Linked DNA regions of Homo sapiens: region 2 is linked to region 1. The links are chromatin loops, found by intact Hi-C in ENCODE. Cell type or tissue: psoas muscle. All regions are shown on one strand. Links, peaks and the distances in the headings refer to the core of each region. The heading gives the core; the rest is flanking DNA.

What was found. Peaks named below come from ENCODE experiments on the same cell type or tissue, not always from the same donor. Only the 100,000 strongest peaks of a DNase experiment are listed, where the experiment ranks them.
Region 2: a loop joins it to region 1, with 2.4 times the contacts of the local background. A loop is called at or near these places in 1 of 110 quality-filtered maps.

Annotation. Positions count from the first base shown.
Region 1 is chr7:4,457,753-4,472,735 of GRCh38, reverse strand. The region is part of intron 1 of LOC124901579 (a long non-coding RNA gene); the gene reads right to left. Among named protein-coding and RNA genes, the nearest start is that of FOXK1, 220 kb to the left of the region's middle. In psoas muscle, for the core only: no CTCF peak of the experiment used is centred there; no DNase peak of the experiment used is centred there.
Region 2 is chr7:4,157,611-4,172,593 of GRCh38, reverse strand. SDK1 (sidekick cell adhesion molecule 1) reads right to left here. Exons shown (of 45, transcript NM_152744.4): 31 at 14,043-14,146; 32 at 10,738-10,808. Among named protein-coding and RNA genes, the nearest start is that of FOXK1, 520 kb to the left of the region's middle. RefSeq lists an enhancer at 3,146-3,646. In psoas muscle, for the core only: no CTCF peak of the experiment used is centred there; a DNase peak (open chromatin) is centred at 9,523.

The DNA.
Region 1 (14,983 bases), core at 5,884-9,883:
ACTGTAACTCATTTTCAATTTTTCACAAATGAGGCTGCTGTGAACATGTGTGCTCTGACGTCCTATGTACGGGGGCTGGTGTAGAGTCAGAGAGGGAGAACTCTTGGATGGAAGGGTAGGAGAATTTGCTATTTTTACAGATGCTGGTAAATTGTCTTCCAAAGCAGGGTATGAGTGTTCCCATCTCCCTATGCTTTAAAAAAAATCAAGACAGGATCTTGCTCTGTCACCCAGGCTGGAGTCTAGTGGTGCGATCATAGCTCACTGCAGCCTCAACCTCCTGGGCTCAAGTGATCCTCCCACCTCAGCCTCCTGAGTAGCTGAGACTACAGGTACATGCCATCATGGCTAATTATTTTATCTTATTTTTTTGTTGTTGAGACAGGCTCTTGCTATGTTGCCCAGGCTGGTCTTGAACTCCTGGACTCAAGCAATTGTCTTGCCTTAGTCTCCCAAAGTGCTGTGACCACAGGTGTAAGCCACTGCACTTGGATCCTATGCTTTTTAACGTAGGATTTGAGAAATATTTTAACTGAAGTATACAGCATTTGAATTATGATTTTTTTTACAGCATTTGAATTATGATTTTTTTTTTTTGAGATGGAGTTTCGCACTTGTTGCTCAGGCTGGAGTGTAATGGCACAATCTTGGCTCACTGCAACCTCCGCCTCCCGGGTTCAAGTGATTCTCCTTCCTCAGCCTCCCGAGTAGCTGGGATTACAGGCATGCGCCACCATGCCCGGCTAATTTTTGTATTGTTAGTAGAGATGGGGGTTTCTCCATGTTGGTCAGGCTGGTCTTGAACTCCCGACCTCAGGTGATCCACTCGCCTGGGCTTCCCAAAGTGCTGCGATTACAGGTGTGAGCCACTGCACCTGGCCCTGACTTATGTTTTATTATACAATGTTTTTATTTAAAAACTCTAGTTTTGGCTGGGCGTGGTGGCTCACGCCTGTAATTCCAGGACTTTGGGAGGATGAGGCGGGTGGATCACCTGAGGTCAGGAGTTGAAGATCAGCCTGGCCAACATGGTGAAACCCTGTCTACTAAAAATACAAAACTTAGCCGGGTATGGTAGCACATGCCTGTAATCCCAGCTACTTGGGAGGCCGAGGCAGGAGAATCGCTTGAACCCAGGACGGGGAGGATGCAGTGAGCTGAGAAAGATCTCGCTCTGCCACACCACTGCACTCCAGCCTGGGCAACAGACCCAGATCTGTCTCGAAAACAAAAACAAAAACAAAAAAACTCCCAAAAAACAACCAATTCTAGTTTTGTCTAATACTCGATGCATTGCTTTAAAACAATTAACATATAATAATTGTACATATTTATGGGGTACATAATGATGTTGCAATACATATAATTTATAGTGCTCAGATCACAGTAATTAGCATATTCATGATTTCGAACATTTAGGATTTCTTTGTGTTGGGAGCATTCAGTATACTCCTTCTAGTGATTTGAAACCACATAATATATTATTGTTAACTGTAGCCATCCTACAATGCTATAAACACTAGAACTCATTCCTCCTATCTGACTGTAATTTTGTGTTCTTTAAGAAATCTCGGTGGGGCATAGTGGCTCTTGTCTGTAATCCCAGCACTTTAGGAGGCAGAGATGGAAGGATTGCTTGAGCCCAGAAGTTCAAGACCAGCCTGGGTAACATAGCAAGACCCTGTCTCAACATAAACTGAAAACAAAACTAGCCAGGTGCGACGGCATGCATCTGTAGTTCCAGCTACTCTGGAGGCTGAGGCAAGAGGATGGTGTGAGTTCAGGAGTTCAAGGCTGCAGGGAGCTATGATTGTGCCACCGCACTCCAGCCTGGGTGACAGAGCGAGACTCTAAGTCTTAAAAACCAAAAAACAAACCAAAAACCCAGAAATCTCTCCCTATTCCCTTGTTTTGAAGCATTGCTTTTTTTTTTTTGACAGAATTTCACTCTCATCACCCAGGCTGGAGTGCAATGGCATGATCTCCATCACTACAACCTTCACCTCCCAGGTTCAAGTGATTCTCCTGTCTCAGACTCCCAAGTAGCTGGGATTATAGGCGTGAGCTACCACGGCTGGCTAATTTTCATATTTTTTAGTAGAGACGGGATTTCACCATGTTGGCCAGGCTGGTTTCGAACTCCTGACCTCAGGTGATCTGCCCACCTCTGCCTGCCAAAGTTCTGGGATTACAGGCGTGAGCCACCCGCCCGGCCTGATGTATTGCTTTTTACTCAGAAACACTTACTGAGCACTTACTGGGTGCCAGGCACTGTCCTAGGTGCTGAACACTCAGGCGGATGCATAGGGGGACACAAAAAAGCCCTTTCCTGATGAAGCTTCCACTAGAAGTGGATGAGACAGCAGCAAAGATGCTGGGGTCTAATAACTGCACTCCCTTTCACAGGATGACAGACAGGGACAGGAGTTATGCAGAGATGTGAACTAGAGTCAGCAGTGGAGAGGGGATGCGATTTTAGGACAAGAAAAGCCTCTCCAATCTCATGACATGAGAGCAAAGATCAGAACGAAGTGATCAATATCAGAGGATCCACAGGTGCTGACTAAGTGAATTAGAGTTGCAAATAAAAATTTCTACCACAGCAGCACCTGTCTAAGACACATCACAACTGCCCCTTGTGTTCCATCACACCTGGCCCCAGCCAGCTGCTGCTGACAGAGGCGCATGCACTTGGACTGACCCCTGATACCCTCTGGACCAAACTGAAGACATTTCCCATGCCAATGAACAACGGGGCTTGTTTTAACCCCCATGCACACACCTGTGAGCTCATTCTGCTGCAACCACAACATTGGTGATCAATCCTCCATTAGCACAACCAGCAGGGCCCCCTATCCAGAATGTAAATGTTGTGTTATGCTCAGTGCATTTCTTCATGAGCTCTTCCTCCTTTGCTTGCATCTGAATAGACTCAGCTCTGTATTTTTTAAAAACAAGCTCTGGTCATTTTTCTTTATTCTTTCATAGTCTTTACTGTGCCTGATCTCACTGCATAGCAGCACCCACGCTATTCTTATCCCTTTGGTGCCTGCTACCCTGAAGTTGTGCCATGAATAATGACCAGAAATGAAAACAAACTTTCCAAAGCCTTCCAAGCAGTCCTTTTTTTTAATCACAGAGGAAGCCAGAAAAAAAATCACTTTGACATTCAGGAAGTAAGACAGAATTTACTTTCTGTAGCAGAGGAACTGTTGGGAGATTTCTGATTCCCTTTCAGCTGTCTTCGTTTCTAAGGAATGATTTTTGGTACCAACCAAGTATCCGGTGAGCTATTCTGGACCCTCGGTCAATTGGAAATGTATGAAGTTAAGAGCTGAGTCACCACTCAACAACTTTTGTTCATAATGCTGATGGTCATGGTTAATGTAATACCGTCATTCAAAGCACATATTTTGTCTTAATATTCTGTAGAATTACATTCACACAATTAGATAAACACACATTCATAAAAAATACTTTCTAGTGCCCTGTGCATTTCAAAGTAAAATCTATACAATATAAATATAACCGGGCTGGGTGTGGTGGCTCATTCCTGTAATCCCAGCACTCTAGAAAGCTGATTTGGGAAGACTGCATGAGCCCAGGAGTTCGAGGCCAGCCTAGGCAACATAGCAAGACCCCATCTCTACAAAAAAATAAGATAAAATAATTAGCCACAGTGGCATGTGCTTGCAGTCCCAGCTACTCAGGAGGCTGAGGTGGGAGGATCACTTAAGCCCAGGAGATTGAGGCTGCAGTGAGCTATGATTGGACCACTGCACTCCAGCCTAGGCAACAGAGTGAGACCCTGTCTAAATGCGCACGTGTGTTTGTGGTGTGTGCATGTGCACGAGTGTGTGTTTATATATTAATTATAGTACATTATACTAAATCATATTATAGTCTGATATGGTTTGGCTCTGTGTCCCCACTCAAATCTCATCACCAATTGTAATCCCCAGGTGTTGAGGGAGGGACCTGGTGCGAGGTGATTGGATCATAGGGGTGGTTCCCCCATGCTATTCTCATGATATTGAGTGAGTTCCATGAGATCTGATGGTTTAAAAGTGTTTGTCATTTCCCTCTCTCTCTCTCTCTGCTGCCATGTAAGATGTGCCTTGCTTCCCCTTACCCTTCTGTCATGATTGTAAGTTTCCTGAGGCCTCCCCAGCCATGTGGAACTGTGAGTCAGTTGGGCCTCCTTCCTTTATGAATTACCCAGTCTCAGGAAGTTCTTCATAGCAGTGTGAGAAGGGAGTCATACTTAGTCATAGGGTGACTTAGTGGTTTGATTATCTTGATCATTGGAGGTGTAGCTTTGGATCCGATTGAATGAGTAGAAATCCAATTTGATTGCTAAAATAGCTGGGATTTCATCCACCATAATTTTGCCTATTGATTAGGTTTAAACTGTTTCTGGAGCTTTAATGTGCATATCAGTGGAATCACATGGGGATCCTGTTAAAATGCACAATCTGACTCAAAAAGTCTTGGGTGGCACCTGGGAACCTGCATTTCTAGCCAGCTTCCAGGTGATGCAGATTGTTTTGGCTCATGGACTCCATGCCAAAGGACAGGGGCTACATCTTCCTGTGTGGTGTGCTTGGAGACTCTGGTGGGCCGAGCAGGGGTTGCAGGGCTTGAGGAATCTCTCTCAATTATTATACAATGTTTTTATTTAAAAAACTTGTCTGGGCATGGTGGCTTACACCTGTAATCCCAGGACTTTGGGAGGCCGAGGCAGGTGGGTGACTTGAGGTCGGGAGTTCGAGACCAGCCTGACCAATATGGTGAAGCCCTGTCTCTACTAAAAATACAAAATTAGCCAGGCATGGTGGCACATGCCGGTAATCCCAGCTACTTGGGAGACTGAGGCAGAAGAATCGCTTGAACCCAGCAGGTGGAGGTTGCAGTGAGCCAAGATTGCACCATTGCACTCCAGCCTGGGCAACAAGAGCGAAACTCTGTCTCAAAAAACAAAACAAAACAAACCCCCCCCAAAAAACAAAGAAAAAAAACCCCAAAAACTCTAGTTTTGTTTAATACCTGTTTTAAAAAAATCAAATTAACATATAATAATCGTACATATTTGTGGAATACATAATGATGTTGCCATACATAATAATTTATAGTGATCAGATCAAAGCAATTACCATATTTATTCATAATCTCAAACATTTATGATTTGAGGGCCTGGAAGCGACTGGAGTTTCCAGACTGGTCCTCTCCAGCCAAGAGCAGCCTCACATCTTGACACCAGTGGTTCCATTTTTGTGTGTGTGTGCTGTAATGAAGTCAGCAGCACCTTTGACTTTTAGACCCTAAACCATCAGTATCTGTTGGAAGTTTTTAAATTTCAAGGGACAGAAAAACACAATTCAGAACGACTTTGATGAAAAAGAAATTTATTGGTTCACGTAATTGCAAAGTCCAGGAATAGACCTGGCTTTCGGCATTCAGAGGATGTCACCTGGAGAGATGGGGTCTCACTCTGTTGCCTGGGCTGGAGTGCAGTGGTGCAATCACAGCTCATTGCAGCCTTGAATGCTTTGGCTCAAACAATCCTCCTGCCTCAGCCTCCCAAGTAGCTGGGACTGCAAGCACGTAATAGCACATGTGGCTAACTTTTAAGTTTTTTGTAGGGACAAGGTCTCGCCATGTTGCCCAGGCTGGTCTCGAACTCCTGGGCTCAGGCGATCCTCTTGTCTCAGCCTTCCAAAGCATTGGGATTACAGACGTGAGCCACATGTGCCTAGATTCTATATTATTTTAGCTCCACTTGCCTCCAAGAGGAGGCTGGTTTCCTTATATTCTCACATTCTTAGACTCCTATTCCTGTTCATTCACTGTGATCAGCTTTCAGTGAACTTATTCAACACAAATACTACTACTGACTAATATTGCTACTGAGCTCTGGTTGGAATGGAATGCCTGACCCATGGAGGCCTGATCCTGATTTCTCTCCCTAGTTTAGGTGGTAGGTCAAGGAGCCTGAGATGGCTGGGGCACCTCTCAAGGTCACGGTTGCTGGGTCCCACCCTCAGGGTTTCTGATTCAGCAGGCTTGGGTAGGAACCAAGAACTTGCATTTCTAACAAGCTCCTGGGTGATGCTGAAGCTGCCAGTCTGAGAGCCATGCTTGAGGACCCCCCTCCCTCCAACCATCCTATTTTCTTTTCTTTTTCTTTTTCTTTCTTTTCTTTTTCTTTTTTTTTCTTTTTTTTTTTTTTTTTTAGCTGGAGTCTCACTCAGTTGCCCAGGCGGGAGTGCAGTGGCGTAATCTCGACTCACTGCAACCTCCGCCTCCCAGACTCAAGTGATTCTCCTGGCTCAGCCTCCTGAATAGCTGGAATTACAGGTGTGCATCACTACACGTGCATATATATATTTTTTTTTTGTATTTTAATAGAGATGGGGTTTCCCCATGTTGGCCAAGTTGGTCTTGAACTCCTGACTTCAAGTGATCCACCTGCCTCGGCCTCCCAAAGTGCTGGGATTACAGGCGTGAACCATTGCACCCGGCCCAACCATCCTATTTTCAAGCCTCCCTCTTTTTTGGTACTCATCTCTAGGTCTCACCATGGACTGCCTTGTGTTAGTGATGAGACTGCTCTGTGTTCCTCTCATCTCAGCCATGTTCAAGCCCCTGAGAGCTACGGATGCCCGTTCTCATTCAGAACACAATAGACACGAAAATTGCCAATGAGCTTCTAGATTTGGAGAGAAAAAGCTAAAAGCCTCTGTTAGTTGCTAACCCTGCAGAAGTCCTCTTTAACCCACAACTTGCCTCCTTTCAACATTCCTAATAGGGTACCCATTTATCCGCATACCTCACCACTGTCCCCCACAAAACACAGCCTCATTTACAACTCTATAAAGGAAAATTTCATACGCTTTCCCTAGAGATTTAAAGCAAGGAGTCATTAGCGTAAATGCTGTTCCCACTCAGCAATTTGAAGGAAATCTAAATGCTCTTCCTCAGATGGTGCCAATTACAACAGCCGGTGGAGGTGACCTCCTGCCTGCCCCACGCTGTGGCGGCAATCACCGTGTATCTTCTCAAATCGAGGCAAAGTGGACTCTATTCTTCCCTCAGCTTGTAAGCACTCTCCTTGTGTGCCTGGCACAATTCTCTCTGTGCCTCTGCCCTGTGCTCTTTTCCGTTCTGGCTACAAGATGACTAAGAGAGATGAAAACTATGCAAGCATACAGCCAATCTCTGCTTGTGTCATTTATGCTGGACATCCTTTTGGCCAAAGCCAATACCCAACATCAGCACAGCAGGAAAGTAGATTCTGCCTCTGTAAGACTACACAGCAAGCATGCATGCTAGACAAACAAGAATTCAATCTACCAGACCCTGCACCCACCTCTGCTGGGGAAGAGTTTTTCCTCTCCGAAGAATCTTCAAAGGAAAAAAGAACTGGGCCAACAAAACATCACATCAGCCTTTATTTGCTCAAAAGGAATGTGTAGGCTGGGCGTGGTGGCTCACACCTACAATCCCAGCACTTTGGGAGGCTGAGGCAGTTGGATCACCTGAGGTCAGGAGTTCAAGACCAGCCTGGCCAACATGGTGAAACCCATCTCTACTAAAAATACAAAAAAAATTAGCTGAGCATGGTGGTGGGTGTCTGTAATCCCAGACTCGGGAGGCAGGAGAATTGCTTGAACCCAGGAGGCGGAGGTTGCAGTGAGCCGAGATTGCACCACTGCACTCCAGCCTGGGTGACAGAGCGAGACTCCATCTGAAACAAAAAACAAACAAACAAACAAAAAACAAAAAAAGAAAGAAAAAAAGGAAGGTGCAGTTTACCACTTCAGGCCAGACTGGCTTTTCCCTTGGGCAGCATAGATGATTATGTAGAAGTGTCTTGGAGGGCTGTCTTGTCTGAAATCCTACAGTTCATTTCCTGGGGTTCAGTAATGTTCCCACATGATACTCTTTCTAATAATACAAATTTCATTTCCTTTCATTCCATTCACAATACCTCCGTGTGAAGAAGCCAGGGACTGCATGAAGACACTGAATGGCTCAGTAGGAGAAGTGGTGAATGAGATTTGCTGAAATGCAGGGTGTGGTAAATTGAATTCTTGTTTGTCTAACATGCATGCTTGCTGTGTAGTCTTACGGAGGCAGAATCTATTTTCCTGCTGTACTGATGTGGGGCATTGGCTTTGGCCAAAAGGATGTGAGCACAGATGACACAAGCAGAGATTTGCTGTATGCTTGCACAGTTGGACAGGCACTCTTGCCCTTCCGTTATTTACATGAGAAGAGCTTCCCCTGAATAGCTTCTGGCCCTTGAACATGGACCCCATAATGAGTACACATGGTGCAGACTGAGATCCAAATCATAGAGGTGGAAGGGGTGGGGCCGACCAGACTCGTAGCTTGAAGAAGCAAAGACTCCCAGATGAGCCCAGTTTAGTTCAAAAAACACATGCTATTTTTCTTTACCACCGAATTCTTTTTGATCTGTTTGTTACACAGCAATAGCTGACTGACACAGAGGTCAAAGATGCTGGTGAGAAAGTTGAGATTGCCAAATAAGACTTTATTACCTTCTCAAAGTTGCCTAGACAATCTCTGCTCCCATATCAGAAATCACAGATCCATGCACGGCTTTACCAAAAACCTGATTCATTTTTGTCTCCTTCATGATGATTTGCAGGATAATGATGTCATTAAGAAGCTTTTAAAACTTTCACATTAGCCAAAGGATGGGATCAGAAGAAACACTTTGGCAGGATTTCAAAACCGAAGGGGAGTTGTGAGAGGTGGGTTCATTTATAATAAAAACAAATGACTTGAAGGTTTTAGTTTTCAATTATTAACATTCTAGTGCCAAAGGCCCAGCCATGCAATTTAGTTCTTAGCTATTTTTGCTAATATCTCCTCAATGCTTGACGTCTAAATACCCAGTCAATCAACAGCCATTACAGAGTTATTACACGCAGTGTTGCGTATGGAGCTGGGGAGAGAATATAAGAAGAAAAAATGCTCCCTATTCTTTGAGAATTTATAACTTAGAGTAAACACAAGCCATACATAGATCAATTATTCATTTAAATGTTGAAAGAATTTTATCAATGGACTTTTAATAACTTTTAATTTTTATACATTATTATAATGTGTGTTTCTTTCAAGTAACTTACAAAATATACAAAAGCACAAAGAAAAAATGGATTGCCAATAATCCTAACATTCAGACAGGCACTGTTAACACTGTGATGAATAATTTTCAAACATTTTTTAAGGTAAGCATATTTTTGTACACACGTTTCTTTTTAAAAGCAATGTTGTTTTTGGCAATGGCTATCTTCCATGTTAATAATTATTGATCTGTAGCATAATTTTAATGGCTGTAAAGTATTCCCCTGCATAGGTATGCCATTATTTGTTTCATCAATCTCCTACCAATAGTCATCTAGGTTATTTTCTGAGTTTTCTCTATTATAAAAAGCAATGCTGTTAACATCCTCATACATTCATCTGCATCCAATGGTCCCCTTCTGGTCTTAGGACAAGCTCCTATGAGTGAAATTTTTAGGTTAAGTGTGTGGTATTTCTAGAAAGCATTTGATCCATGTGGGTAAACTGACTTCCAAAGTTTCCGTTTTAAATGTCTTCTCTAAAAAAAAATTATTTTGAGTAGATAGTCATGTCTCAATTGAAACATGTCATGAGGTCGGGCATTGTGGCTCATGCCTGTAATCCCAGCACTGTGGGAGGCCAAGGAGGGTGGATCACCTGAGGTCAGGAGTTTGAGACCAGCCTGGCCAATGTGGAGAAACCCTGTCTCTACTAAAAATACAAAAATTAGCTGAGCGTGGTGGCGGGTGCTTGTAGTCCCAGCTACTTGGGAGGCTGAGGCAGGAGAATCGCTTGAACCCAGGAGGCAGAGGTTGCAGTGAGCCGAGAGCGCACCACTGCCCTCCAGCCTGGGTGACAGAGTGAGGCTCTGTCTCAAAACAGAGAAAAAAAAAAAAAAAGAAACATGTCATGAGTTTGAGTCTGTCTCTTGAAGTCAAAGGCTATTTTCTCAAGTTGATAAGTTGGTTTGAAAAGCCTGATGTACGTGCAACTCAATTAAAAACTTTGAATTTTGCTCCTTTTTTTTTTTTTTTGAGATGGAGTTTCGCTCGTGTTGCCCAGGCTGGAGTGCAATGGCGTGATCTTGGCTCACTGCAATCTCCTCCTCCCGGGTTCAAGTGATTCTCCTGCCTCAGCCTCCCGAGTAGCTGGGACTACAGGCACCCGCCACTATGTCCAGGTACTTTTTTCTCCTGTTTTTAGTAGAGATGGGGTTTTACTATGTTGGCCAGACTGGTCTGGAACTCCTGACCTCAGGCGATCCACCCGCCTTGGCCTCCCAAAGTGCTGGGATTACAGGCGTGAGCCACTGCGCCCGGCTCAAGTTTTGCTCCTTTCTACTTAATGTCCGTAAGTCCCTTCTTTCTCTGTAGTTCACCGGAAGATCAGGTATACATGTGCAGAAAAGAAAATGGGACAGAAGGTGTGACGGCATTGCTCCTGAGACTTTGAGTCTAACTCATTCTGCTTGCCTTGTGTTTCTCCTCCCGGCTCGCCATCCTCACAGCCGTGACTACTTTCAACCAACCAGGCACTCATCTCCATCACCGGACACTTCCAAACGGCTCCAGTGTTTCCATGGATCTGAAAACTGCCTTCAGGTGGGACCAGTACTGCCTCACTCACCAGATGCCCCCCTGCTCCCTGATGGTTAAGGCTGGGTGCTTCACCCACGCGCTGACCTTGGTTTGCTTCTCTGGGCAGACAAGTTTTGCTCTAAATCAATGATCTTCTGATTTAGCGGAAAAGGATATTGCACGCAAGGAAGGAGCTCATAAAGGAACTTAAATGTGGACGTACAAGTTTTGCTCTAAATTGAGGATCTTCTGATTTAGCAGAAAAGGATATTGCACGCGAGGAAGGAGCTCACAACGTAACTGAAATGTGGAGTCTCTTTCACAGAGTGGTGTAGAACTAACAGACCCAGGAAGGGGCACTTCCTGCCCTGATGGGGTGGCTTTTCACTGGGTTTCTTTCTACCAAGTTCTTCTTTTCCCCCACGCTCTTTCAGTTTCTGGTCCCCAAGTTCTGTGTCTGACCTTATGGAGAGTTAAAAAGCAACGAAAACCAAGGCCAAATATAGCAAAAGAAAAGAAGGAAAGAGAACTGAGGGCGCCTGCATTCTCTACATTTCCGGAGATACCCAGATTCCTTGGGTTCTTTTACGTGGAATTTGCTCTTTCCCCATCTGATTTCTCTGACTTCATCTAGGGAACCACAAGATGGGCAGGGGCTGAAGTGGGCCCCTCCCTTAAATCCAAGCCACGTCTGCAGAAGTCAGTGATTTTACAGCTTTCTCTGGAGGAGGAGGGGGGTGCTATTATCCTAACTACTCTTTCCACCTCTGTCTCTTGTTTTAAAAGGTACATCTAAAGCAGAGGGCACGCAAAGGTCGAAAACAAAAGGATGGAGAAAAATATCTGGCCGTAATAATATACTACCCAAAAGACTGTGGTACTTAGGTAAATATTAGACGAAATGGACTTTAAGACAAAAAGCATTAGAAGGCATAGAGTTGGTCTCTGCATAATGGTAATAGGTTCTATTCAGCAAGAAGATACAGCCATTCTATACAGGGATACACTGGGTAAAATATCCCTAGACAGATGAAGCTACAAATGGACAGAACTGCAGGGGAAATTGATAAATAGACCCTTACAATTCTTTCAGTTATTGATAAGCCAATCAGGTGATCAATGAGCAAAGATATGGGAGATCCGCACAAGCCACAACCTTGACCCACATGGAATTCTGCCTTCAGTGCTAGATACACAGAGAGCCCTGACCACCTGCAGACACTAATTGTGTGGTTGCTAGGCCACACAGCAGCCTCCATAAATCTTACAGAACAGGTTTCATACAGCTTTTGTTCTCTGATTACATGGCTATGAAGTTAGAAGCTTCTTGCTCTGCCACCCAGGCTGGAGTGCAGTGGTGCAAATCATAGCTGACTGCGGCCTTGACCTACTGGGCTCAAGTGATCCTCCTGCCCCAGCCTCCCAAATAGCAAGGACCATTGGTGCATGCCACTATGCCTGGATAATTTTTTTTTTTTTTAAGAGATGAAGTCTTGTTATATTGCCCAGGCTGGTCTCAAACTCCTGGCCTCAAGTGATCCTCTTGCTTCGGCCTCCCAGAGTGCTGGGATTATAGGTGTGAGCCACTGGTACCTGGCCAAGTTAAAAGTTAATACAAAAAGGTCAATTTTTAAATGCTCACAAGTTGGGAATTTAAAAACACACTGCTAAATAACTTGTGGATGAGCAAAGAAATCTTAATGCAAGTTGAAAAAGAGTCAAAAGGCGTGAAGTGGGCGGCCTTTCAAACTGGACCCTTCGTCCTTTTAAGGTCGCCATATGAATCTTTGACAATGACCTTGCTTTTTGAGCAAAAACAAAATGTCCCAGGCTTATCACATGCCCTTTGGTCTCAGATGTTGGGTCAGCTGTTTCTACAAGGAATGTTGGTTCCTGTTAGAGGAGGCTGATATTTAGATATCAAAATACAGGTGCAAAGGTGCTCGCTGTCCCTGTAATGTGCACCTAGGACACCCTGGCTTGTCCTTGCTTCTACATCTTTTCAGTAGACACATGCATCTTTTTTTTTTTTCTTTCTTTCTGAGACGGAGTCTCACTCTGTCACCCAGGCTGGAGTGCAAAGGTGCGATCTCAGCTCGCTGCAACCTCTGCCTCCCAGGTTTAAGTGATTCTCCTGCCTCAGCCTCCCAAGTAGCTGGGATTACACGCGCTTGCCACTGCGCCTGGCTAATTTTTGTATTTTTAGTAGAGATGGGGTTTCACCATCTTGGCCAGGCTGGTCTCAAACTCCTGACCTCGTGATTCACCCACCTTGGCATCCCAAAGGGCTGGGATTACAGGCGTGAGCCACTGCGCCTGGCCAGACACATGCATCTTATGAAAATCACAAGTTCATTCTGAGAATTCAAGTGTCACTATTCAGTATTTCATATTTTTATGTTACTATTGAACATTTAAATTTAAAGTCATTTAAATATTAGTTTAATTTAAAAAATCTATTTATTTAACTTAAATGTTTAAAATTTAATATTCAAAAACAAAATCCAGCAAATAAAAACTTTCTAAATTTTACAGTTGTATTTCCTTCCTTTTATAGTGAAAATCTTGTTTCACCTATGATCTACCTTGGCTTGTTTCAAAATAATAATATCAATATTACTTAACACTAGAGCAAAACAAATGTGGCTGCAGTTTTATTTTATTTTAGTGCTCAAAATATGACCCACTAAGAAAGTATGCTCAAAGTCTCATATTCTAAAATTGTGTGGAATATTTCTTAATAATTCTTTTCTTTGTGTGCTTATGCTATCAATTTTATGCACAATTAGGCCCCTTCATTTCAGTTTGGTGCAAATTTTTAGGGATTTACTTATACTGTTTTGTTTATTTATTTTTTCTCTTTTTTTTCCTTCCTTCTTTCCTTCCTTCCTTCCTTCCTTTCTCCCTCCCTCCCTCCCCCACCCCTTCATTCTTTCCTTCTTTCTTTCTTTTTCTTCTTTCTTGAGTTTTGCGCTGTCACCCAGGCTGGAGTGCAGTGGCACAATGATCTTGGCTCGCTGCAGCCCTGACCTCCTGGGCTTAAGTGCTCCTCCTGCCTCAGCCTCCCGAGTAGCTGGGACTACAGCCATGTACCACCACACCCGGCTAACCTTTTACATTTTTTAGTAGAGATGACGTGTTGCTGTGTTGCCCAGGCTGGTCTCGAACTCCTGGACTCAAGTGATCCTCCCACGTTAGCCTCCTAAAGTGCTGGGATTACAGGCATGAGTCATGGAGACTGCCTGTCTTATTTTGTTTTGATTTAATTTTGTTTTTAAAGAAAGCTATTTTAAGTAATTACGTGGTTCCAATAGCAAAATCATGTAACACAGAATATTCAAGGAAGTTGGAATTCCATCTCTGTTCCCTCCACCCATTCCTCCCTGGCCCCATAGGTAACCAGCTGTAATTAGTTGCTGGTTTGAAAAACAGAGGGGGTGTGTGTGTGTGTGTGTGTGTGTGTGTGTGTGTGTGTGTATGTGTGTGTTGAAAGAATGAGAGAGAGAGTGAATCCCTCCCTTTTAAACTCGAAGTCTAACATACTGTGTGAGTCAGGAAAGGCTGTGCTTTCACATAGATTTGATTTGGTAACAGCCCCAAATCTGAGGTGCTTAATCTAACAAAAGGTCATCTCTCACTCACATGGCTTCTCCACCGAGGGTCCGCAGGAGGCATCTCTGCAAGGTCAGAGGCCCCTGCCTACTGCCTTGCCCTCCCGCAGTTGTGCGGGCTGGAGCGCACACCCACGCACTTCCCATGATGGGGAAATGAAAACAGCTGAGACTGTTGGCAGCCTTTGCCAGTTTCCTGAGCCAACACCAACTCTTCCCTCCTCATGCTATTATTGTTAAGTCTCTAATTTTTTGTATTAAGTCTCTCCGAGCTGGAAATGTTAAATCGGTCTCTATTTTCCTGAGCAAACTCTGATGATACAGGTGGAGTCTGGCTCTTATTTTCCCCAATTTGGCATCTTACAATTTCCAACTCTCACGGAGAGAGGGGCGAGTATCTCAGGTCGGGGGGCACCTCTAAGGTTACAGCCATCAGAACAAAGGAGCATTAGCCTCAGCAGACACTCAGATGTATGACAGAGCAGCGCTCGTGGAGATGGCTAAGGCTTTGGGGCAGGAATAGAGAAAGGCCAAGGAATAGACTTGGGAATCTAGGAATAGGTTCAAGTACCCATGGGAACCTGGTGAGTGATGATGTGGCATTGGCTTTCAAATCACAGGCAAAAACTGGATTATTTAACATATCATTTTAGGCAAATTGACAAGCCTTTTCTTTGTCTGAGACGGAGTCTCGCTCTG
Region 2 (14,983 bases), core at 7,082-11,081, 300 kb after region 1:
GGTAAATAACACATCCTTGCAATCCAAACTCTCTCTGGTCCTCACTATCTGAACCCAGGCACCAGGAGGGGTTGGATGTTTAGAGAAATCGCTTTTTCTTTGGACTCTTGCTACTCACGAGGCAAAACCCAAACGTGGAGGAAGCGGTGTTCTTTGCTCCCCAGGCTCTCCGACAGAATGGCTTGGATAGTGAGGGGGGCTTGCACTGTGGTAGCAACGAGGAACAACACTCACGCGTTCAACACTCACGCATGCAGCATGCGACACGCACATGCCAGAGGGGCACCGTGTGTACCCGGCAGACTCAGGAGGTTTTCCAAAATGAGGCCTGCTACCACATTAGCTCAAGCAGCCCCCAGGCCACTGCCATGCAGGGCTGCCAGCAGCTGTCCCTCTCTGAGGACTTTCTGACACCCCTGTGATGCTCCCAATTCAGGAACAGCACGACGGGATATAATCCCCCCTCAGACGCGGAAAAGCATAACGGGAACAACTGAGTGGCCTTGCTGGGTCTTTGCGATCCGTGTCTTAGAGGCCCTGCAAACCCACACCCTTAGACACTACTCCAGCCTGGACACAGCTCCGCTCCTGGCCCAGGGGTGTCGGACCCCAGTGAGCAAACCCAGGGGCTGAGAGAGCTGTCGTCTGGGGGTGGGGGCGCGTCTGAGTCCCCTGTGTTCCCCCCACGGTGTGCTTGTCAATGCCCCACAGCCCTCTTCAATTTTGCAGAAAGTTACAAGGGTCACGTATCCATCCTGCGGGCTTGCAGCCCCAGGTCCGAGGACTCCCGCTGCCCACCACAGACCAGAGATGGGGAAATGGCACTGCCCGGCATCTAGCTCCAAATTCTCAAATGGACGGTGGAGTTGGGCTATTATCTGGGAGGGACTTTTTTTCTGCTGGCTTTTCCTTTTCTCTCTTTACCCTTCACTGGCCACCACCAGTGGATGAGGGGACCTTGGTGCCGGCTCTGCTCCAGCCTCTCTACTCTGGCCCTGGCTGGCCGCCTTCACGGGGCTGGAGCATGCTCAGCTACCAGGCCAGAACCGCCGAACCAGAGCCCGGGACTTCAATGTCAAATGAGGCTCTCTTGATTTTTTTGCTTTTTTTAAAGCTATAAAAAAACAAGACACCCAGCTAAATCAGAATCTGAAAATGATTCTTCTGGAATTCAGATGTAACTGGGCATCCCAGGTTTTCTCTGGATACCCGCTCCCTCCCCGGCGCTGCTTGCCTTCCATCGGGACAATCTACAGATGGAAAAGCTTTTCAAAGCGCCTCCAGTAATAGAGCTAGAGAAACAAAGCAGAAAGTGAGCCAGCACAGATGAGGGTCTCTCCAGGGTGCGGTGTACCCGAGGCGGCGGCAGACGATCAGCAAGGCACGGCAGGGTCCCTGGGGCACGTGGCCACCCCATCCGTCCACACCCTGTGGCCACTGACCCCTTTCTCCAGCAGGCACCCCTTCACCGGCTCAAGGAGTTCCCAGCACTACTCAACTTGCCAGGAAAACAATAAAATCCAAACCTGACCAGGGAGCTATGAGTTTGGGAAGCTGAAAGCTGGCAGAAAAGGAAGGAGTGAGAATTACAGGCACAGTCGAGGCTGGATAGGGGAACAGGTAGGGGAGGCTACAGTGCCTGCTGATTTTACTAAATGCTCTTTTCCTTTTCTATGATTTTGACGACAAAGCAGTGTTTGGGACGCCGGCAACAGTCACTCACAGGTGTCCTGGGCTGCTCATTTGCTCTTTCTCCAGCTCCCCCATGCCGGGCCGCCAGTCCTGCTCTGCACCCCATCCCTTAGGGCTGGGCATGTCAGACAGTCTCCTAAAAACTGGGGGTGTTGATGGGGTTCATGTTCGGTTTCCTCCCTGTGGAGTCTATAGAATCACATTCAGAGCAGCTTTTAGGTTTTCAGTTGTTTTACTCTTAGTCTTTAAAAATTAGTCCCTTGTGCTAGGAGTGGGCACCGGTCAGTATTATATGCAACTGCAATCTGGCTCCCGACAGTGTCGTGATGAAAGCACCACCAGAGATGTGGGGGCGTGGTGGAAATCCTGTGTGTGCATAACACACACACACTTGCACATCCACTCACATCACCACACAAGGGGGTTCCAGGTAGTCTGTTCTGTTCTTTTTTTTTGAGACAGGATCTCACCCTGTCACCCAGGCTGGAGTGCAGGGGTGCGATCAGAGCTCACTGCAGCCTCGACCTCCTGGGCTCAAGCGATCCTCCTGCCTCAGCCTCCCGAGTAGCTGGGACTACAGACCTGCACCACCACACCAGGCTAATTTTTAAATTTTCTGTAGAGATGACGTCTCACCATGTTGCCCAGGCTGGTCTCGAACTACTGGGCTTAGGTGATCCTGCAGTCTGCTCTTTCAAACTCTAGCCCTGGTTATCTCATGGGCCACAGCTGAGACTGAAATTAAAACCCTTATTCTGTAAGGCATCCTTCTTCAAACACAACTGTTAGCCACAATGAAATAGAAGGTTTACTTAACCTTCTTAGAAGAAATACAATGGATGGAAAAGTTGGAAAAGTCGGTATGTGAGACTGAAGAGAGGCAATTCTCCGCAGGCCATCTGGATTTCAGAAAGAGGAGACAGAGTGGTTTCTGTACTGAGCCCCAAGGAAGTGTTCTCCATGGCCGTTTGCTTTCCATGGTCATTCTGCTGACCCTAAAGAATACAGCGCATCTGTCCTGTGTGACTCGGGCCACTGCAAAGAGGTGGCTCTAAGGGAGGCAGGAGAGCTCTGTGCCCAGGGGCCCTCCCGCAGGGAGGGAGGGCAGTGCCAGAGCCACCAGGAAGGCCTGGTGCTGTGGCTCCTTGAAAAGCTGCACCTGTCTCCTCACACTGACTCACCAAGAGCTCAGGGCATGTTACTGGAGGAATGCACGCAAACACTGAGCTCCGCCCCTTGGGGAATATATTCCAGCCTTGCCGTCTCATTGCATCTAGGAGATCTCCTGAGCTATAGTGCACCGGGTGCCAGAGACTGAGTGAGGAAGGCGGCTCTGAAGCCTCAGAGACGGCGAGCTCACTGCCAGGAAGAACTGGAGGATAACTGCAGGGAATGGCGTTTGAGCTGCCCTTGGAGGAGGAGGCGGCTTTTGATGAGGGGAGAAGGGCTGGCCCTCTGCAAGGCGGGCACAGTGCCTGGTGTAGCCCCACTAGACGGGAGCGAGGGGCATGAAGGGCAGGGGCAGGTCTGGGTGGGTCTAGGAGCAGCAGCCAGGCTACAGGTACAGTTCCCAGTGCCTGAGCCAGGACTAGCCCAAGTGCCGGGTCATTCCCCACTTGGGTGGGCTCCCCAGAAGGAGACTGGCCAGAACGGAGCTTCCTCCAATCCACCGGAGCCATGGATGGGCTTGGTGGATTCCTGGGTTACTGCTACTCCCGGTAACAACCAGTCTTGCAAAAATGCACTGACAGGAGCCCTTTGCTGAATGAGAGATGGCAGTGACTTCCAAGACCCTGGGGGCTTCTGACTTTCCTCTCCTGGGCCCCTGACAACCACACAGCAACAGGTCCCCGCTAATGGCTCTCACCCAGCACATGCCTGCGCACCCAGAGAGCCGGATTGTTTTGCCCAAGGCTCCTGGTCCACCCAGATGGTCCCAGGCGGTCCTGCTGGGAGTCCTGTCCTTGCTGTTCACACTGGTGGTGGGGTGGGAGTGGCTGGAGTCTGGGCAGTGAAGATGAGAGACCTCAGCTTCCATTTCTGGGCTCTGGACTGACTATCAGCATGACGAAGAGGCGAGCAGACAGATCAAAAGCTTACAGCAGGGGCTCTGTAAGTACCAGCCAAGCAACCTCGCCCTGAGGTCACCTTCAAAGCCTCCCTCTCGCCCCAGAATAGACCTGCAGCAGCTCGAGGAACTGGTACCTCAGAAGGAAGACTGCAGAGGCCTTCAGCCAGCTCTGCAGATGCACAGACAAGACAGGATTACAGAGAGTGCAATTTACTTCTGGGGGAGGAGGGAAGCTCAGGTGGCGTGACGAAGGCTGGATTCAATTCACCAAAACTATCAACTAAGCAGGAAGTTAGGAGGTTGGGAAAATAAAAATGTTCTCCCTGGGCCCAAGTGTGGTTTCCCAGCCTCTGGGGCTGGAAGATGGAGGGGAAGGGGCCGAAGATTACTGATCCTGGACTCACAGATATTTCTAGCCTAGGCGAATGAGATGATTTAGAGCTATAAGAAATGGCCAATCCGCCTTGCCCAACAGACACAGTGTCCGTCAGCCACCGGGCTGGGGCCACATTTGGCCAACAGGCTAACTGATGCTGTTTGCACCAGAAATCACTGAAGAGTCAAAATGCATCCGCTCCTGGCAGGAGTCTTCCAGGCCTGGGGAGGGGGTCCAGGCGGCCGTGCCCCCAGAGGGTGGCTTCCTTGAAGGCAGCAGCTGGCAGAGGCCACTCTGCTAGCAGGTGTCATCTTCCCAGTGGGAGCGTCACTTACAAAGGGTCCGGTGGCTTCACAGAGATGCCCGGGCCTGCCTGCACAGGGTTCTGAACTGGGTTCAACCATATTTTCCATTCCTGGACTTTGGGATTAACCTGTCTGTAATCTGTGAAAGAGGCTCTCCAACTCCGGAGGTGCTCGGAGGCATCAGCAGGGCGGCTCCATGGAACCCATGAGGTCAAGGTCAGGCTCTAGATTTGGGTCGTGGCCTTGCAGCCACCTTGCAGTACAAGCTTGGGCTGACTGCTCAAACTCCCAGGCTCAACCCTGTGCCCAAGACAGGCAGAAGTCTGGCCAGATGGCCTCCAGAGTATTATATGACTGGAAACAAAAGGTTCGCTTTGCACCACAGACCCGTGTCCCCAGCCCTTCGCATGTCTCTGACTCTGCATATGCCCAGGGGCAGGCCATGTTCGGGTCTTGTTCATGTTTAAATGCCCAGAGCACCTGGGCCAGGCCTCAGCCATGGCGGATGCTCAGTCAGAGCCCTGGGGTGGAGTGGGACTTGCCGGAGTTCAACATGACCTCATCTGTGTGTCACTGCACCCTGGCTTGGCCATCTGTGTGGAGAGAAGCTTGAAGGGAACTGGGAGTCCTGCCTCAAAACACCTTCCCTGTGCCTGCCACGCCTCAGAAATTCGCCAGCAGCCTCCTGGAGGTTCTTCATTTTTCAAAAGCCCGTTTTTTTGTTGCTGTTGTTGTTTTTGTTTTTTTCAAGACGGAGTCTTGCTCTGTCGCCAGGCTGGAGTGCAGTGGTGTGATCTTGGCTCACTGCAACCTCCTGGGTTGCTCACTGTAGCCTCTCGGGTTCAAGCAATTCTCCTACCTCAGCCTGAGTAGCTGGGACTATAGGTGCCCGCCACCACGCCCGGCTAATTTTTGTATTTTTGGTAGAGACGGGGTTTCACCATGTTGGCCACGATGGTCTCAATCTCGACCTCGTGATCTGCCCGCCTCAGCCTACCAAAGTGCTGGGATTACAGGCGTGCCACAGCAAAAGAGCCTGTTTAAATGCAAATGACCTGGTAGGAGTGTGCCTGGGTTTTATCACCAGGTAGGGGAGGCAGGAAGAAGTCAATGGTCTGGGGAAGACCCAGGAGGGTGGGCACCTTGGAGCCACAGAGTTGAGTGGAGGGAAGGCCTGGGGGTAGGAGGAGGCAGGACCTGCAGGGAAAGCCTCTCTCCTTCCAGCTGCCTGAACGGTGACCTCGGACCCTCTGCCGTTGCTGGCCTCTGTGGAACCTCCCACCCAGCTCTCTCTGCTGAGGTAGGGGAGCAGCAGGGCAGGGCCTAACTCTCCTAGTTCTAGAGACAGGGAGCTGGGCTGAGGGAGGCTCAACCACGTGCCACTGTCTCCTGCGAGTTCAGGCAGAGCAGGTGCCCAAATCCAAATCTGATCCGGCCACCGTGGTCCCCCGGGCCGGAAGCTCAGTGAAACCATCTGAGCTTTCACTTTCCATCCTGTGCCTTCTGCTTTGTGGAGAGTAGAACAGGGATTCTCTCCGGAGTTTGGTCCTGATGGTTCTGAGAGCACAGGAGGCTCAACACGCAATACCCGTGAGACACAACATCAAACACCAGTGACGTCACCCGTGAGCCTTTCCTCAGGCTGTGCCGGGGGCCACGCGCTTCTCCAGCCTTTCACTGCAGGGGCCTGGCAGTCCTGCCAAGTGCATTCAGGTGCCCCTCTGGCCAGAGTTAGTTTCGTTCCTTCTGCTGTCTTCCTATCAATGCCTTAAAGAGCCCACTGCGCTTAATGAAAGCTCTTCACATTCTGTGGCCTGCCTCAGTCCCCTCTGGAACTCAGCACTCCATGCAGGTGTTGGTCCTCTGTGGGTGGCACAAGTGAAGAGAAAAAGAAACAGCCCCAAGATGTGTTCTGAAGCGGCGGGATGCCTCCCTGCCTTTGCCCAGGCAGATGTAACCCTCCTCTGGGAAGGTGCCTTTTACACTGAGAGCCTCCCGTATGGTGTGATCAATTGCTTGGGATTTTTTTCTTTGCTAGAAAACAGTCTCAAAACCCACTTACAGGCTGGGCAGTGGCTCATACCTGTAATCCCAGCACTTTGGGAGGTCAAGGAAGGAGGATCGCTTGAGTCCAGGAGTTTAAGACCAGCCTGGGAAATACAGTGAGACTCCATCTCTATGAAATTTTTTGAAGAAGTAGCCAAGCATCGTGGTGCACACCTGTAGTCCTAGACACTGGGGAGGCTGAGGTGGGAGGATTGCTTGAGCCCAGGAGTTGGAGGCTACAATGAGCTATGATTGCGCCACTGCACTCCAACCTGGGTGACAGGGAAAGACCCTGTCTTTAAAAGAAAACACAAGGCTGGGCATGGTGGCTCATTCCTGTAATCCCAGCACTTTGGGAGACCAAGGTGGGTGGATCACCTGAGGTCAGGGGTTTGAGACCAGCCTGGCCAACATGATGAAATCCTGTCTCTACTGAAAATACAAAAATTAGCCAGGTATGGTGGTGCAGGCCTGTAATCCCAGCTACTTAGAAGGCTGAGGCAGAAGAATCACCTGAACTCGGGAGGCAGAGGTTGCAGTGAGCCGAGATCGTACCACTGCACTCCACCCTGGAAGACAGAAGGAGTTCTACTCCTTAGCTTTCAAACAGAACTGGATCCCATGAAAGGCAAGGATTGACTGTCCTACTAAGAATAATCAAGCCTGACAGTCTACTAAGGGAGGCATTTAAATGGGTCTATAAGCCTTGAAATTACAGCCCGTGTTTGTTTGTTTGTTTGTTTTGAGACAAGGTTTTGCTGTTGTTGCCCAGGCTGGAGTGCAATGGTGCCATCTTGGCTCACTGCAACCTCCACCTCCCGGGTTTAAGCAGTTCTCCTGCCTGAGCCTCCCGAGTAGCTGGGATTACAGGCGCCCATCACCACGCCCGGCTAATTTTTGTATTTTTAGTAGAGACAGAATTTCACCATGTTGGCCAGGCTGGTCTTGAACTCCTGACCTCAGGTGATCCACCCGCCTCAGCCTCCCAAAGTGCTGGCCCTGTGTTTGCATTTTTAAAGTAATTACTAAAAAAACAAAACAAAACAAAACAAAAAACACAAAAGGTTTACAGGTGAAACATTTTATTTGGAATGCAAATCTATATTTAAACCTAGTTTCTTTTTCTTTGTTCTGTTTGTTCTAATGCAGTAAATTACTCATAATTTTAATTATACTTCAATTGCCTGGCAGTTGACAAGCATTTATTTCTACAGGACGTTGTATTGACCACCTCCTGCTCTGGTCTTCTTGCAATTAGTTTGTTCTGTTGGGCTCTGGAGGGGGACGGCTGATGCACACACCAGCCCAGCTCCTCCAGGTGGCACTAGGCACGTCCCTGAGCTGTCCAGCAGCACCAAGGGGAGCTCGAGCCCTGCACCGTCCACTGGGGCTGACAGCAAGTGATGCCTTCACAACCATTGTTTGGAGGAGGTGACGCATCCCAGCCCTGATGCTCACTGCCTTTATAGGAAAGGAGCTTACCTAGGTAAGGTATTGGCAGGCTGCCGCCACGTCTACAAAGAAAATGTGAATTTTCTGGTAGGATTCAGCATGGTACAAAGTGCCAATGTTCTTGTGATTGACTGTGTTGGTGCAGGCTGGGAAACGAGCACTTGGGACTTTGCATTTCCATTTTGAATGTCTCTAACCTCCCACCGGAGACCCTCACGGGAGTCAGGGCTGAAGCTCGGGTCTGGGGGTCTAGCGGCCCCCAAAGACTGGAGATGTTGTGTGAGACCTGAGCTCACCTTTGTGACCTTCTGTTCTTACAAAGGAGGAACCTGGAGTCAGAGGGGCCTCTCAGGGCCACAGTCACCCGATGGCAAGTTGCGGGTGGGTCCTTCGTCACTTTTCCAGTGGCTCCCAGACAGATCAGGGGCTGTGGCTTCCCAGGGGCAGAGGTGGGGCCCAGGCTGTTTTCGTGGTTCCCACTCTGGCCCCCCTATGCTCTGGTAAACTCAGTAGGGCTGAGTGCCACAGAAGTGCTCTTCCAGTTCCACCAGGAGACACTGGGACATTCTTTCATTGCCTGGAAAGGTTCCTATCCTACCCAGAGAAGCTGGATCCCTTAGCAAGAGAAAGGCAGCCGAGACGCAGCCCCGCACACCTCCATGGACACTTGAAGGAGATGACACACTCTTCACAGAACCCAGCTTGTTAAACGCCTACTCTCCATCCCTCAGATAAGTGGCAGTAGCAAGTGATATCAGGTTGAATCACATAAATTGCCACTTTCATACCTCAAACATGGTCATATTTCATAGGATCATACAGCAAGAGGGTGAAAGCGGAGCCCCTCCCAAGCTCCCCCTGGCTGGCCCCACCCACAGCCCAGCCTGGCTCTGCTCACCGGGTTCCTCTCTGGCATCTCTAGCACTACGCACCTCAAGACCATGCCCAGGAAGGCTGCGGCTGGCGCTGCTCACTCAGCACGTCTCTCTCCCGGCCCAGCAGGCATCTCTGGCACCTCCTGTCCTAGCCTGGTCCTGGACCTCATCCTCCGTGCTGCAAAGTGAAGCCACTGTCCCTTGGAGTGGCCCTTCTGCAGGGCCCTGGGAGATGCTCTGTCTGGGACACCTACTGGTGGCCTTGGCTGTGTTTCCCAGCATCCCTTCCATTTCCCGCAGCCCCCACTTTCCACAGGACCCCTTCCTGCCTCCCCTGCACCGGCGGAGGGCATGTGGCCGGGACATCCCCTCGCCCTCCAAGGCCATGTCTAGACCACTGTTCCCCTCTTGATTTTCTCCTGACTTCCCGAACCATCATTCCCACCTGCTGCATCGGGCACCCTGCCATTGTCCTTGAGGACAGCTTCAGCCCCAAGGAAGAATCTCGTGCCCACCAGACTGCCCTCCTGACCCCAGCTCCCAGCAGGCACTCCCAGGCTGACCTGTCCTCATGCCGTACCCACCCCATGCTGGCCCCATCCCACTATGTTCCCAGCTCCCTGGCACAGCAGCCCCCATTCTGGCCTCAGGAACCTCCCTGTGGGCCAGAAACTTTGACTCTGCCCTCGTGCTTGGCCCCCTGCCTGTCCATCTGTTGTGTCTGCTGCCAGGCCAAGCTCTAGCCCTGGGGAAACTCAACATCTGTCTGCCCCGGATCCGGGCTACACAGGCCCTGGGCTGAGTCCTCCGCACAGCTCCCCGCCCCACTCTTCAGCTGGGATCTCCCTGGGGCCTGCAGCCCTTCCTTGGGCAGTTTTGTCCCTCTGTTATATTTGTCATCAATGTACTTGTCAGTAAGCATTGCCCAAAATTGAAACTAAGGGAAAGAGACGGCAGCGTGTCCTTCAATGCCTTACTGGAGCATTGCTGAGCAGGCCCAACAAGGAGTGTGTGATTATCTGGAAGAATATGCCTTCATTTAACTCACTGCACATTGGAGATTAAAGGCCTAGACTTGGCTGGGCACAGTGGCTCATGTCTGTAATCCCAGCACTTTGGGAGGCTGAGGTGGGTGGATCACCTGAGGTCAGGAGTTCAAGATCAGCCTGGTCAACATGGTGAAACCCCATCTCTACTAAAAATACAAAAGTTAGTTGGGTGTAGGGGCATGCGCCTGTAATCCCAGCTACTTGGGAGGCTGAGGCAGGAGAATCGCTTGAACACGGGAGGCAGAGGTTGCAGGGAGCCTAGATTGTGCCACTGCACTCCAGCCTGGTGACAGAGTGAGACTCTGTCCCAAAATAATAATAATAATAATAATAATAATAATAATAATAATAATAATAACAACAACAACAACCACCACCACCACCACCACCCACCCCCAGACTTTGGGAAAATATGTACAATCCGGTAGATATTTTGTCTGGTTGCAGATGACTTCTCTAGAAAAGCTAACTCCAGCGGTTGCAGTTTTACTGCCTTGTAGGGCGATAACCAATTTGTGTATACACAGAAGCCTTGCTCCAACGTCCTCGGTGAAATGCCAAGACATACCCAGTTCCTCCAACGCTCTCAGACTGGCCTCCCCATCCTGCCGGTCCCTCCTGAATAAGGGGAGTCAAGTTCATTCTCTACGTGCATCACAGTCCTGCTTCTAATGTTTTGGAAATTACACCGAGATGATAATTGACACCATTTCCCCCTCGCGTTTTTGAGTCTGAGGGTGTGTCTCCTTGGTTCTACTCTCAAACGCTTAGCTCAGGGCTCAGCTTGCAGTCCATGTCAGCCGTTGTGGCTGAATGCGCAGGGAAATGAGAACACATTTGACAAAACGCGCGTGATTCCCCGCGCTCTTACCTGCCACTGTATCAGGACAGAGGACGTGGTGTGTGGCGTCGCTGAGACAGATCCCGGGGGCTCTCCTGGAACTGAAACACACAGGAGAGGAAAGCGGGGGTCAGGGTGGTTGTTATGTTCTGCCGCCCTTCCCAGGGCCACCCTCAGTGAGTATGGGGAGGCTGGTGAGCCCTGCCTCCTTCCTTCTCCAGGGGTCCCCTTCTCCTGCCCTTCCTCGGGGCTTCCCAGAGCTTCTCCTTCAAAGCCTGTCCTCGGGATAGGAGGGAGCCAACCTTAACAATGGCCCCGAGAAACAGACCCAGACTGGGCTCTCCCTGTGGTGGACATTCCGAGAGCCACCCCTCCAGTGAGGCTGTCCTGGAGCTCTCTGGCTCGAGACCCTCCCTGCAGGGCTCAGGTCTTCTGGGAGAGCAGGGGAACTTATCTTTTTCTCTTTTTTTTAAGATACCTAGGTGAGAGCTACTTTTCCTGAATAGGACACATGATCATGCCAGGTCACTTGGTTTGAAACACTAAAAGGCTGTCAGGAAAGGAGATTGATTTCTGGTGAGGTTGCAGCTGGCTGGGACAGCAGGGTGAAGTGAAGGGGAGTCTGCCATGGTTCTGCTCTGCTCTCTGGAGGGACAAGGCTGGTTTGACCTCTGCCTATGGCCATGCCCTGCACTCTAGCCAAACTAAACTTCTTGTCATCTGCCACATCCAAGAGGTCTTCTGTGCCCCTCTTCCCTGCCTCCTCTGCTCCCTCCAAATCTGTGTGGTCCTGTCTTGGCATATTGAGCTGAACTCTTATGCCTCCCAGCTGTAAGATCCCGGGGGCCCAGCAGAAGTGTGACACGCATTCTGTATCCAGTCCATATTCACTGAACGGAATGACGATGTTCTTCCCACAGGCACACTTGTGCATCTAGCAGATGCCTCTCCACTTAGAACCCAAGATTGGGTCCCGGGGTCACCGGCTCTGTGATTTTCCTCTGGACCTGCCAGACACCCCCTCCTCAGCCCTGGCAGTGCCTGCATCAGTCACACCTCCACCTTCCCCGTTCTGTTTTAGGGATGGGTCTCCCTCCAACCCCCTTAACCTCCTGTGGTTCCAGCTTAATGGTGGGCCCTCTAGCCAGCTTCCTGACAGCCCTGGTGATACAGCGGTGCCATTACAGGGAGTTCTCAATGTCCTTGAGTTGTGAGGTTGTGCAGGGAAATAGAAATCACTATAAAAAGAAACTGTTCATCAGTAAACCGTCCACATACTCAGAGGACTCTCCCTATCTTGCCGAGGGTTCCCCAACCCCTGGAGAGAGTCTGTGCCTGTCAATCTCTAGATAGTGTAAGACAATACAACACAAATACAATGCAACTCCATTGCAAAGAGAAACTGCACATCCCAGGGAAGGCGATGACAAGATAGGTGCATCAAAGCCCAATCTGAATATCAAAGGGTAAGAAAGGCCTCTGGAGTCTGAAGAGGCCCTTCAATATTTTTTTCAAAAATGGTCCTTTTGGATGCTGCCCTGGAGGTCAAAGGAGGCTGTTGCACTTTGCTTTCACACAATCTGTCAGAGAGATTACGACAATGACATCAGCTTGTGTGGGGTTTTGTTCTTTATTCTAAGATTTAGTGCTTAGTTGCAAACATTACCTCAACTGTGTTAAAGGTAACGTTAAAATGAATGCATTTATATAGTTTTTGTTTTGTAATTTAGTTCCTGCAAAGCCTTTCCCTTGTGGTTTAGTGTGAAATTGGTCCCCACTTTAAGTAGATTAACCGGAAAGGCTTTTCCAGTTACAAGTAGCTTTTGCCTCCAGGTTTGCTAACAATAAAGTGGTGCAGTATTTGCATGTAACCTGCACACATCCTCCTGAATACTTTAAATCATTTCTAGGTGTAACCTGCACACATCCTCCCGCATACTTTAAATCATTTCTAGGTTACTCATCAGTCCTCCTACAACGTTATAATTTGTAATACTGTTACATAACAATGTTACAATGTTATAATTGTAGGAGCTCTCATGAGTAATCTAGAAATTGTACAAGGTCATAACACTCTCCAAACAAATACACAGTTGTTACACTGTATATCTTTAATTTGTATTTTTAACTTTTTTTCTGAACATTTCAATCCACAGTTGGTTGAATCTAACGATGTGGGACCCTTGGACAGTGAGCTCCTGGGGCTCAGCCCGGCTCCTCAGGGCCCAGCAGGGCTCACTAGGGCCCTGGACCACCCCATATACCCGGGACGGCTCCTCTCTTTCTCACTGGCTTTCCCCAAAGCTCCAATAAACTCCCAGGATTTGTGCTCAGAAAAGAGCTGGATGAGAGGCAGGAGCCACAGAAGCCAGCCAGTGCTTTTCCAGGGGCAAGTGTGCTTTTCCTGGGAGCACAGCTGGGGCCTGTTGGAGGCTCTTGCAGGTTCTGCTCTGCTGGGAGTGCAGGGTTTGCAGCAAAACAGCCTCTGTGAGTTGCTGAGAAGCCGGGAATGGTTTGCTCAAACCCTCTGCTGGTCCCTGAGGCCAAGGGAGGCCTATGTGGGAGAAACCACACTTCCAGGTCATCGAGAGAGCAGAAGTGGAGATGTGAGGTCACAGGGTGAGCCAGCTGGAAATTGGTTTATTGGAAAATTCTTCCACTGGAGCGTTAAATGGAAAAGACAGTGCTTTGGGGATAGGTTGCGGGAATGATGATGAAACGCTGCTGGGTGAACTAAGTACTGGGTTTCCAGCCTGGGAGCTGAGCTATTACCCACCATCCACTCTTTTCCATCCCACCCGTCCTGTGATCACCGCTGGACGCGGCTGATAGAGCTGCCTCCTGGGCTCGCCACAGGCCTGGGCCACACAGAATAACAATCCATCTTCAGGCCTGACGCCGCCGAGGTAGGACGGAGCGGCTGAAAACGCCACCTGGAGCTCTGAGGAGACCTCGCTTCCCATCACTTACCTGCGCTGTTGTCAAAGAGTGGCTCGTGAATGAGAAAAATGGGGAAAATCTCTTAAAACCCAGCTACCCGCTGACATTTATTTTTAATGACCCTATCAATTATTCAATTTCTGGGATGCTAATGGATAGTAGGGGCTTTAGAAGCCAATCAAAGAAACTTCCATTCCATTTGGAAGCCCTTGAAACCTTGATTTATGACCACAGGCTGTGCGGAAACCCTCCGAGCTGTCTGTCACTAATGGAATTCTACTGCTTTCCACCACTCCCTGGTGGCCCCTTTCTGGCTCAAGACGAAAGTGTGGCCTAAGTATCTCGGGCTCCAGGGGCAGCGGCCAGGAACGCGGTCTGGGCCCCGGGTTGCTCACCATCCTGCAGCGTGGTCACCGCCTCTGTCTCTGAACTGAAGTCACTGTCCCCAATGTCGTTGGTGGCTTTCAGGCGCAGCTTGTAGGAGGTGAAGGGCCTCAGTCTGCAATGTGGAAGAGACCGTGACTGCCGGGGCCCTGCCACCCTGTCCTGCCCTCAGGCATTCCTGGTGAAGCCCTGGGAAGAGGGGCAAATCCCTCCCCTGCCCTGAGAGCTCTGGGCTCCTGTGTGGGCCCGAGACAGCTTAGCAAGGAGGCTGTTCTTGGGTCGGACCCAATCACTTCCTAGGTGCAATGAGCAGGGGCTTGAAGGAGACCCTGGACCTGTCCTGGGAGAAGCCTTTGAACACCTGGACGGTTGAAATCCTCAGGGAGAAAGGAGCTGCACAGAGGGCAGGGAGTGCAGGGCGTCCTGGCCAGGGGGAAGATTCTGCTCAGGGCTCCTCGGGGAGGCAGTGCCAACCCCTCACTGGAGCCACCCCTGCACTCTAGTCGGCACATCACTGCTCTCCAAGGGATCCAGAGAAGTCCTCAGGAAGAGCTAATTCCCCGGGCCCTTGTGCTGATCCGAAGTATAAAATGAGTTCCTGCCTGATTCTCACGCTCCGTCCTCCTGGAGCTCTTTACTGGGCCAGACCCAGCCTTGCAGCATTCTCTAAGGTCCACTTCCTGGCCGGCTGCAGGCAGAGACCCGCCAGCCCCGCACCCCTACCATTCACTGGGGCTGACACGGTGCCAGGCGCTTGGCAAGTGCAACCCCTTTGAACTCACACGAGCTCTGGGAGAGGAGGCATCATTATTCCCATTTCAAGGATGATAAAACTGAGGCCCACTGCTACAAGACTAGTAAATGGCAATATTCACATGTCACTTTACAAAAGACCACATCCCTGTCAAGCATCCAAGTGAAAAATACCCCCAGCCCGTCGACGGAGATTTTA